Regions from separate parts of the Homo sapiens genome. Here region 1 is linked to region 2. Evidence: chromatin loops called from intact Hi-C (ENCODE). Cell type or tissue: CD4-positive, alpha-beta T cell. All regions are shown on one strand. Each heading gives the region's core, and the rest is flanking DNA. Links, peaks and the distances in the headings are about the cores only.

Region 1 (5,304 bases), core at 305-5,304, 400 kb after region 2:
GGCATCATGCCGGGCCCTGAGCTTCCTGAGACCTCTTGTTTCAGGAGAGCCGGATCTATGCTGTGGCCACATCGGGCATGCGGCTCTCAGATATGTCTCCCAGAAGTAATACTGCATGCTGCGGTGAGTTCCAAGTGAGGCTTGGAGGCACCAAACACCCAAGGTGGGCAGGGTGGGCAAGCGGGGAGGAGAAGACTCCAAGCAACACCCAGGGCCAGGGTTGGCTGGCCTACCCTGTTCCCCTCCCCAGCAGGTGAAGTTCAGGTGAAATCACAGCAAGTCCCACCTAGGAGGGAAAGGGAAGTCGTACAGGTTCAGCCCATCACAGGAAAGTAGCCAGTCACAGAGCTGGAAGGGATCTGAGAGGGGGCCTCCAGCCCAGCCTCCCACCTGCACAGGCTTCGCTTCTGCAGTGCCAGGGCCGTGGGTGGGAGGAGCCACAAGTGTCCTGATTTACATGAACCCCACTCACTGGCTCCTCTCCAGCCAGCCACCAAATCTCCACAACGAGGGCTGTGGGGTGGTCCCATAGCCGTATGATTTGTAACTCACATCTGCAACAGTGGAACACTGTGCAAGCCTCATGGAGGAAAAAATGGTTAAAGGTAAGGCTTTTGGATTCTTTTGTGAGGGATCCTTTACCACATGGAGATCATGGTCCCCAAAGGGAGTCAAGGGGAGAAGATGAACAGGGCCCTGGCCCCCCTCTTGAGATCTGTCACTGGCCTGCTCCTGGAGGGAATGCCATCTGCCCAGTTCTCTGCTTCCCCCACACCCCTTCCTGGGTTATGCCCTTGAGTAATCTCATTCCTCTCTTCCCTGCTCAGCTTCAAGCCCTCCTGCCCTTGTTTCCCCTGGGTCTTTCTCTGGCCTGGTCTACAAGAATGTCACTGTGCCTGTCTACACAGCACTGAAGGGGGTAAGAAACTGCTGCACAAAGAGGGGGTGTCTCATCAGGAAAGGCCCCTGGCCTCATCATCCAATGACTGGGGCGGGGCTCTAGGGCCAGGCTTCTGCACATGGTGACCCTGCCCAGGGAGCTGAGCCCAGCACGTGTCATTTTGTTTTATTGTTTATTAGGTTATTATAAAAATTCCACATTTACAAAAATGTGAATCAGTATGAACGTGGACAAGGTAAGAAGGTTAAGCCTATGCCCGCTTTACAGCTCTCCCCACCTTTTCTCATGTCTGCCTCACTCCTCAGGTCCCAGAGGGCAGTGGGGCTCCTTCTAGAATTACTGAGGTATATTCCAACTTATATTCCCGTAACGTCACTACATTTTAAAAACAAAAATCAGATAGAATTGCAATATTTTCATACACATTTTTGTCTCTGTTACTGGTTTTTGAATAATAGTAATACTTGATAAAATTTTTTATAGAAGAATAAAAAACCAAAAGTGAAATTTCCTCTCACGTCGCTTTTCCCTAATTCCTAAGCCCAGAGGAAGCTATCATGAATGGTTTAGTGTTTATTCAGTAAGGCCTTCCGATGCATTTATAAATATGCAGCACACTCTCACTGTCTCCTGTGTGCACACAAAAGGTGCTCATATACATGTCATTCTATGCCTTGCTTGTTCCCCTAACCACGTGAATAACCACGTGTCAGGTCATCCTTCCCTACCTCCTCCTTTTTATTTTTCCGAGACAGAGTCTGGCTCTGTTGCCAGGCTGGAGTGCAGTGGTGCAACCTTGGCTCACTGCAACTTCCACCTCCTGGGTTCAAGCGATTCTCCTGCCTCAGCCTCCTGAATAGCTGGAACTACAGGCGCGCACCACCATGCCCAGCTAATTTTTGTATTTTTAGTAGAGACGGGGTTTCACCATGTTGGCCAGGATGGTCTTGATCTCTTGACCTTGTGATCCGCCTGCCTCAGCCTCCCAAAGTGCTAGGATTACAGGCATGAGCCACCATGCCTGGCCCCTACCTCCTCCTTCTATAGGTGTCCAGTACCCTTGGTATCGAAGCACCATAACTATTAATACCTAAAGCTTTCCTCCAATAATAATTTAGTCTGTGTCCCTGTTTTTCTCTAAAATGAATGTTGCCATGAACATCACTGTGCACATATATCTTTGGGAACTTATATCTACATGTGTCTGTAGGACAGAGTTCTAGAGGTGGGATTTCTGGGCAAATTATATACATGTTTTAATTTTTGACAGGTACTGCCAAATTACCTTCTAAAAATGCCTTACACACTAGAGTTTTTTCCCCCATCTTCTCCCCATACTCTCACCAACACTGAGATAGTCAGTCACTTTAAATGTTTGCCAATGGAGATGCAATCATTGATTGTTGCGACGTCCCCACACATTTTTAAAGCTCGCATGGCACACTTAGTCTGTGGTGTAGCTTTCTGGCCCCCTAGTGGCAAGGAGCGAGGGTCACAGTGGGCAGGCATTCAGTCGTGATGGGCAGCTGCTTTGGGGACCACAGAAGATGGTGTGTGGGAAGGGAGGCCTGAGAAGCATGGAGGTCATGACACAGGAGTGAGGCCAGGAGGGACCTTACACTGGACAGTTGTCTGTTCAGAGTCCCGGCTGGGGGTTGGCCACACCATGGGCACTTGGACCAGGAGTGCAAGCTGCAGGGTTGGGAGAGGACTGTTTTGCAGCCTGAGCTGCAGTGAGGGAGGGGCCTGTCTTGCAGAGAGCTACACAGATCAGCAACATGCCCTTTATGGACGAGTCCTCTGGGTCTGACGATGACTGCAGCTCTCAGGCGAGTTTCCGAATCTCGGTCCCCTCCTCTGAGTCCAGGAAGACCAGCGGACTAGGCAGCCCCCGGGCCATCAAGAGAGGTACAGAGAAGGGGAGCAGGGGCAGGGTGCAGCAGCAAGGAGCCCCTCACCTCTTCCCATGGGCACTTGAACATGGGCGTCCCCACTTGATCTGAGCTCGTGACCCCCCAGCAGCTCCACCCCCAGCCCCAGAGACCGGGTCCCGGGTGGGTGGTCAAGTCTCAGCAGCTCCTGGGCTGCGTGAGTCGGGGAGGTGTGGGACCCGGGCCTTGACTCCTCCTCCCTCGGCAAGGCGTCTCCATGTCCTCACTGAGCTCCGAGGGTGACTACGCCATCCCCCCGGACGCCTGCTCACTGGACAGTGACTACTCAGAGCCTGAGCACAAACTGCAGCGCACCTCATCCTACTCCACCGACGGGCTGGGCCTGGGCGGGGTGAGCCGGGAAACGGGCGGGGGCAGGGTGGAAGCAGAATGCAGCAGAGGCTGCTGGGGCCCTCAGCACAAGACATAGGCAGTAGCTGCCTGAAGTGAGGGGTCCCTAGAGCTGGGGGATGGGGGCAGGGGGCGTGGGCTGGGGGGGTGTACAGTTATGGAGTCAGACACACAGACCCCACAAGGAAGGAAGGAGGGAGCCCAGAGAGCTCCTGGAATACCAGCAATGGCCAGTTACTGAGAGCCTACTGTGGCCCACCAGGCCCCATGAAGAGTTTTCCATATATGACTTTGTTTTATCACCTGGAATACTAACGCAAGCTAACATTTATTGAACTCTTGGCACCAGGCACTGTGCTCAGTTTCCAGGCATTGTCTCATTTGTCCTCACAATCCTCTTGGGGTCATTAGCCCATCTTATGGATGAGAAGCCTGAGGCTCCAAGCTGTGCCACTACATGCCAGGGCTAGCATCCACTCCCGATGTAATTCCGCATCCCTCGCCCCACACCTCTCTGCTGCCCCATCATCTCCCTGGCTCCATGACCCTCCAGTCCTGCCTGGCTGATGTGTCCAGGTTGCCCAGACCTGCCTTGCCCTCTCCCTGCTCTGTGCTGCCTGGAATGGTCTTCTTCCTCCTCTCAGTCTTTGAGGGAGAGGCTGAACTATCCTAACAAGGCCAGCTCAGGGCCGGCTCTCTCCTGACGCTCTCCCTGGCCAGGCTCTCCCTCTAGCAGCCCCTGCTCTGCTACCTTCTCATAGTGAGGTCTTCCCCAGCTAGCATGGGAGCCCTTCCTTGGCAGGACCACCCATGTTTTATTTAGTCCTCTCTGAACCATAGCAGGGCATGGTACTCTGAAAATACACTGAGTAGGTACTCAATAATTTTGTATTTAATTGATGACCGAGTAGTGAGGCAGCTGGACCACTTGGACCTGTGTGATGTCTAGGAGCCCTGAGTGATTTCCCCTTTCTTCATCTACACCCTTCCACCCCTCAGGAGTCACTGGAGAAGTCGGGCTACCTGCTGAAAATGGGGAGCCAGGTGAAGACGTGGAAGAGGCGCTGGTTTGTCCTGAGACAGGGACAGATTATGTACTACAAGTCCCCGGTGAGAGTCTCCCCGCCCAGCACTGCAGTCAAAAGGTCTCCACATCACACCCTGGACTATGTCAGATGGGACGGAGGAGGGGGAATGTGGCCCAAGGCCAGAGGGCAAAGGTCTGGCAGGTGGGGAGAGGCAACCTCACTGGGCCCCTGAGGCTTTGAGCCACACTTGGGGACCTAAGCCTGGCCGTGAGTTTCAGAATGAAATAGGGAGGTTCTCAGAAGGACCCATGTTCCTGATTAAGGTTCCATTTAGCTATAACCAGAATCTAGAATAAGTCACCCATCATAACACAGCCAGAATGCTGGGAATCATGTTTCCCTTTGCTTATGACGTGGAGGAAGATCTGAGGGTAAATGAGGTGCTCCGGAAAGGCTCCACATTCAGTGGCTCTCCTCTCCAATACTTTCTTTACAGAGTGATGTCATCCGGAAACCTCAAGGCCAAGTGGATCTGAACTCCCGCTGCCAAATTGTTCGAGGGGAGGGTTCACAGACGTTTCAGGTGAGCACGCTCCTGGCTGCTAGTATTTTAAACAGAAGAGGTGCTGGGTTTGGATATGGCCGTGAGTGAGACAAAGATGGGGCCAAATGAGCATGAATGAAAGACTTCAGATCAACATTTGGACGTGATCCTAACTTGTGAGTACAAGAAAGGAAGATGAGACAGAATATGAGAGATGGAGTGAAGGAAGGAGAGACAGGGAGGAAAAGATGAGGAGGAAAAGAAAGGAGGGAGCACTAGGGCAGGCAGAAGGCCAGCCCCTTGGGTTCAGGGACAGGTGCCACCTCGGAGCCAGGTCCTGGTTACTCCATTCTCCCAGCGTGCTGCCCCACCCCCATATCTCGCCCTCCACAGCTCATCTCTGAGAAGAAAACCTACTACCTGACGGCCGATTCACCCAGCCTGCTGGAGGAGTGGATCCGAGTACTCCAGAGCCTGCTGAAGGTGCAGGCCACCGGGCCTCCAGCTCTGCTTCGGGGTGGCACCAAGCCCACCGTGAAGGGCTGGCTG
Region 2 (5,377 bases), core at 96-5,095:
CTCCCAGGTTCAAGCGATTCTCCTGCCTCAGCCTCCCGAGTAGCTGGGATTACAGGCGCACACCACCATGCCTGGCAAATTTTTGTATTTTTAGTAGAGACAGGGTTTCACCATGTTGGCCAGGCTGGTCTCAAACTCCTGACCTCAAGTGATCCACCCCCCTCAGCCTCCCAAAGTGTTGGGATTACAGGTGTGAGCCACCATGCCTGGCCAGTCTTCTGCTTTTAAGAATGATTGTTGTAAATCGCCAGCAAAAGTAGTATAAACATTATTAACTAGAGGGGTGGGAAAACTTGGAAACTCCAAGATTTGGAGTACATTTCTATGGCACTGGCAAGAAAAAAAAAAAAAGTAAGTAGTTTTCTTTAAACCAGAAAGTGTGGTTACTTGAAAACAGGAAATACTAAAAACAAACTTATTTAAGTGTCTGTGGAATACTTCAGAGTATAAAGATGTAAAGGCAAGTCAACAGAAAAGTGTTTTTTATATGATAAGTGTATGGATTACAAAAACACTGGAGTACTTAATGTATTCATCATATTGCTTAGCAATCACTAACAAGTGACTCTTTTTTTCTTCTAGCTTGCCAACAACATTTGCAACTTTGGATATTGATGGTGTAAGAAAAATAATCTTTGCACTACCTGGTAAGAATAACAAATTGTTTCCTTTCCTTTTTCTGGAAAAATAGCCAAAATTTTTTGGACTTCTCATGTGACCACCTGGTTTGAAATCTGAAAGACCTGGGCTCAAGTCTCAGCTTTTCTAAACGACCAATCACTTAACCTCTCTAGGAAGTTTCTTCACCTATAAAATAAGACTAATATCTACTTCATAGGGTTGGTGTGAAAGTCAGATTAGATAATATATATCAAAGCACATTCCAAATCCTATCAAAGCACATTCCAAATCCTAAGATGATCATCAAGTGTTAGCTGTCACTAGATCTTTCTGGAGCACCTGCTTTTTCCTTACAGGAAATTGGTCGAAGTTAGCAGCCGAATACCTCTCATAACCAGAAGTATTGTGCTCTAGAGGCCAAAATGCCTTGAGTCACCCAAGCAAATACCAAATCAAAAAATACAAAGCTGCCTCTGGTCCTTGCCAGATTTGGGCTGGTTGAGGGGAGGGGGAAGAGGAAAGGCCAGGCTACTGGAACTAGTGCTTCTCAGCCAAATCCTACTCATCATCAGTCTACAACTTCCCCACTCCCACCCTTGTCCCAACGTGAGCAGAAACTCACATGTTCAGATTATAGAAAGAGCAAAGCAGGTTCAGTTCACGATGATTTTCAAATTCAAATTTTTTGTGATTTGGGGTTATATAAAGTCATGGTGAATCTTGATAAATTTTAAAATAATTTATTGTGCATCTTTTTTTTAACTTTAAAATTATCTTCTGATCATTCTGTTCAGTTCTCTATTTTTTGGCACAGATTCCTTTAGAAAATAACCTATTTCTTTAAGATTTACAAATCTCATGGCTTTTGGATCTTTGTTTGTTTTTTAGGTCAAGTATATCTCAAAATGGAAATGTAAAGAAATGGAAGCAGGCAGAAAAATGTTAAACTTTGAAAACATTTTAAGCCCCTATCTATAAGCATAAAAGAGATTAGATTTCTATCATGTAGAAAATTTTCAGAGAGAGAACATTTAAGTAAAATAGTCCTCAGAATGTATCTGTAACATGAAACGCCTTAGGACCTTTCATAATTCCTTGGATGCTCTGATAGCCATTGTATAAAGAAATGTGCTCCTTTTCCTAGCTTCATTTAGCCTGGAAGAGCCTCTTTTGTCTACGGAAGATATGACTTAACCTACAGACCATCAGTGATATTATAACAAAGAATGTTACTGTGGGAGCCTATTTCACCATTATGCCAAAGATGTTATAAAATTAAAACCTGTTTTCAAATTCCTACTTTTAATTTGAAACCTTATCTGCTCAGCCTGAGTGAACCAACAGAGGGCAGCAGAAACTCACATGTTCAGATTGTAGAATGTGCAAAGTGGTTCCATTTACAAGGATTTTCTTTCTTGTTTTTGTTGTTATTGGTTTTGTTTGTTTTTTGTGTTTTGTGTTTTTTGTTTGTTTGTTTGTTTGTTTTTGAGACAAGGTCTGGCTCTGTCGCCCAGGCTGGAGTGCAGCAGCGCGATCTCAGCTCACTGCAACCTCTGCCTCCTAGGCTCAAGCCGTTCTCCCACCTCAGCCTCCCAGGTAGCTGGGACTATAGGCGCTTGCTACCACCCCTGGCTAATTTTTGTATTTTTTGTAGAGACGGGGTTTCACCATGTTGCCCGGGCTGGTCTCAACTTCTGAGCTCAAGCCATCCACCTGTCTCAGCGTCCCAAAGTTTTGGGATTACAGGCATGAGCCACCATGCGCAGCTTTACAAGGATTTTCAATTTCAAAAGTGTATTTCTGCTTTCCTGTAGGCCATGCGTTTAAAGCCATCCCTAATCTCGACAAGTTTTAAATCAAAGTTTTGTATATTTACTTGTTTTTTTGGACATTTTTAACATTGCTAGAGTGACACATGCTCACTATTGTAAAAATCAGAAAATATAGATAAGCATAAAAAAGTGTTAACCATAATCCCCCAACACCCACATATGGATAAACCACTATTACAAGTTTTTTATATCAGTCCTTCCAGTCCTTTTTCGTACATAGCAAGACCCTGCCTCTAAAATAATTAGAGCACTTCATTTTTTATACAGTAATGTTATAAAGTGGTAGTATTACATGGATTTTATAATCCTTGATTTACAATGGCTTTTTTATTTGTTGGTTTGGGGTTTTTTTGCTTTTCCAGAAAAAAATATTCTATCTACTTGTATTTTGAAGCAAGGGAAAGTAATTGATTCTTTTTAAGAGTCTGCTATTCTGTGGGCAACTCATTTTTCCATCGAAACTATTAGTATCACTTGTCACTTTTTGCACCTTAAAAAATCTATTCTTAAGCACTTTTGCAGGTAGAAGAGAATTGGAGGTATGATTATAGCTAATAATAGGCTAAACTGACCATTGCCTTTTGACTTGATGATGCAATAAGCAGTGTTTAGCCATGCCAAGGGAACCTAAAAATCTAGTAGCCCATTCCCCACTCCAGGTTATACATTCATGCTTACATAGAACTGTATAAAAGTATTAAAACAACTGAAATTTTAGAACCAGAAGAGATCTTGAGAATCATGTAGTCCAAACCTTTCATTTCATAGATGAGTAAAGTTAGACTCAAAAAACTTTGGAACTTGCCAAGATCAGACAGCTTGGTTAGATAATAATGCCACACAAGAAATCAAATCTGTTATTTACAGCCCAGTGGTTGTTTGCTTCTTCACAGCCCACCCTTCCTCCTTTGAAGTGTACGACACACCTAGATTTCTTCTTGGAGTGATATAGTGGAATTCCTCAAATTCTTCTCATAACTTTAAAAGAATGTGGTATTTGTATTAGTCTGCTCAGGCTGCCATGACAGAATACCATAGACTGGGTAGCTGAAACAACAGAAATGTATTTTCTTACAGTTCTGGAAGCTGGAAGTCCAAAATCAAGGTGCCAGCAAGGTTGGCTTCTGGTGAGGCCTCTCTCCCTGGCTTGTAGACAGCAACCTTTTCACTGTGTCTTCACATGATCTTTCCTGTATGTGTGCAGACTCCTGGTGTCTCTTCCTCTTTTTATAAGGGCACCAGTCCTATTGGATTACGGCCACATCTTTATGACCTTATTTACCTTAATTACCTCCTTAAAGGCCCTATCTCCAAATATAGTCAATCATATTGGAGTTATAGCTTTATCATATGAATTCAATCCATAACAGTATTCATCTTCAGGTCCTTAAAACACTTCTTAAATCATTTGGTGTTTTTTTTTAATTTAAAGAAATATCCAGGTAGAGAAGATTATAAATAAGTTTCCTTATGCTTATCTATGTTTTCTCAGTTTGGGAACCAAGCTTGTAATACTATAGTAATTTTTAAATGCTTAAAAAATAGCAAATAGATATATAAAACTTGTAAACGGCTTTAAAACAAGATTAGTAATGAGTAATCTTGATAATAAGATTAGTAATGGCTTTCAGCTGGCTCTCAGGAAAGCGGAAATAAATGGCGTTAAACAGCTTCTGGGCAGCAGAATTCTCCATTTTACTGAAAGACGCAAATGTTTACACCCCCTGTGGCATTTAGTTGACTATACCTCTGTTCTGGTTGGATTCAAGGTGATTCAGAAGAGGAAAAATAGTGCCTAGTCACTTCCGTCACATTCTGATACCCAAAGATATAGACAGACATAATTATTTGGCAAATTGTTACACAGTGTATTATAAATAACTGCTTGGTTGACTTTCAGGGAATCCTGTATCGGCTGTGGTCACCTGCAATCTCTTTGTTGTGCCTGCACTGAGGAAAATGCAGGGCATCTTGGATCCTCGGCCAACCATCATCAAAGCAAGGGTAATGCTTTCTAATGACCAGAAACCAAAATGGAAGCCTGGTAACAGTTAGGGATATGATTTCCTAACTGTCCAAAATAAACATCTAGAGTTTTCTATTAGTTTTGATGGAAAATGTGATTATATTCTCCCCCTGTGTACTAGAAAATGTAGGAGAAAGGGTCCCTTTAATTCTCCTACTTCATGACTTCTAAAGTGAATCATTTTCTCCAGATAGAAGTCCATATACGAGTCCAGAGAGCACGGCTTAAAAACTTGAGTGATACTTAAGGACAAAACAGTCAATAGGATATATCTGGCTCTACCCTAACACTAGACCTGTCTGGAACAAGGGAGAATTTTCTTTTCCCCATGCAAACTCAGAGGGACAGCAATTAACCTGCTCACTTTTTCTGTGACTTCAACGATAAATTTTAAACAATTCAGAAGAAGACAAAGGACTACAAAGAGACCCTGGTGATTCAGGGAAAGGGTAACCATATTGTTTAGAAGAGAACTGCTAAGGCTGAGAAATATACCATGGTAAAAGTCACCTGGAAATTAGGTCTCCTTCTCCACCAACACTAACTTCAATGTGATTTACTACTACTCAACTAATTATGTTATACACTTTCTCTGTGACTAATGAATAATGTTCTTAGCAGTATAAACTACAGTACCAAACCATTACTTTCCAAGTGTTCCGAAGTAAATTCAAATATGGCAGAATGCTATGATTAGTTGACAGGAAGAGCAAAAAACATAAAAGATAAAATATTAGGCCAGGCTCAATGGCTGGCGCCTGTAATGCCAGCACTTCGGGAGGCCGAGGCAGGTGGATCACCTGAGGTCAGGAGTTCAAGACCAGCCTGGCCAACGTGGTGAAACCCTGTCTCTACTAAAAATAGAAAAAATTAGCTGGGCGTGGTAGTGGGTGCCTGT

The links. Peaks named below come from ENCODE experiments on the same cell type or tissue, not always from the same donor. Only the 100,000 strongest peaks of a DNase experiment are listed, where the experiment ranks them.
Region 1: a loop joins it to region 2, with 8 times the contacts of the local background. A loop is called at or near these places in 3 of 110 quality-filtered maps.

The regions. Positions count from the first base shown.
Region 1 is chr14:67,569,094-67,574,397 of GRCh38, forward strand. It overlaps PLEKHH1 (pleckstrin homology, MyTH4 and FERM domain containing H1), which reads left to right. Exons shown (of 29, transcript NM_020715.3): 8 at 45-123; 9 at 828-919; 10 at 2,659-2,809; 11 at 3,042-3,184; 12 at 4,183-4,293; 13 at 4,708-4,794; 14 at 5,149-5,304. It also overlaps a transcript of GPHN not described here. Among named protein-coding and RNA genes, the nearest start is that of PIGH, 29 kb to the right of the region's middle. RefSeq lists an enhancer at 2,374-2,553. In CD4-positive, alpha-beta T cell, for the core only: CTCF peaks have their summits at 2,372 (motif pointing left) and 2,574; a DNase peak (open chromatin) is centred at 2,378.
Region 2 is chr14:67,164,580-67,169,956 of GRCh38, forward strand. GPHN (gephyrin) reads left to right here. Exons shown (of 23, transcript NM_020806.5): 20 at 583-647; 21 at 4,354-4,457. The region is part of intron 1 of LOC105370538 (a long non-coding RNA gene); the gene reads right to left. Among named protein-coding and RNA genes, the nearest start is that of GARIN2, 22 kb to the right of the region's middle. RefSeq lists an enhancer at 3,401-4,600. In CD4-positive, alpha-beta T cell, for the core only: CTCF peaks have their summits at 2,072 and 2,277; a DNase peak (open chromatin) is centred at 1,972.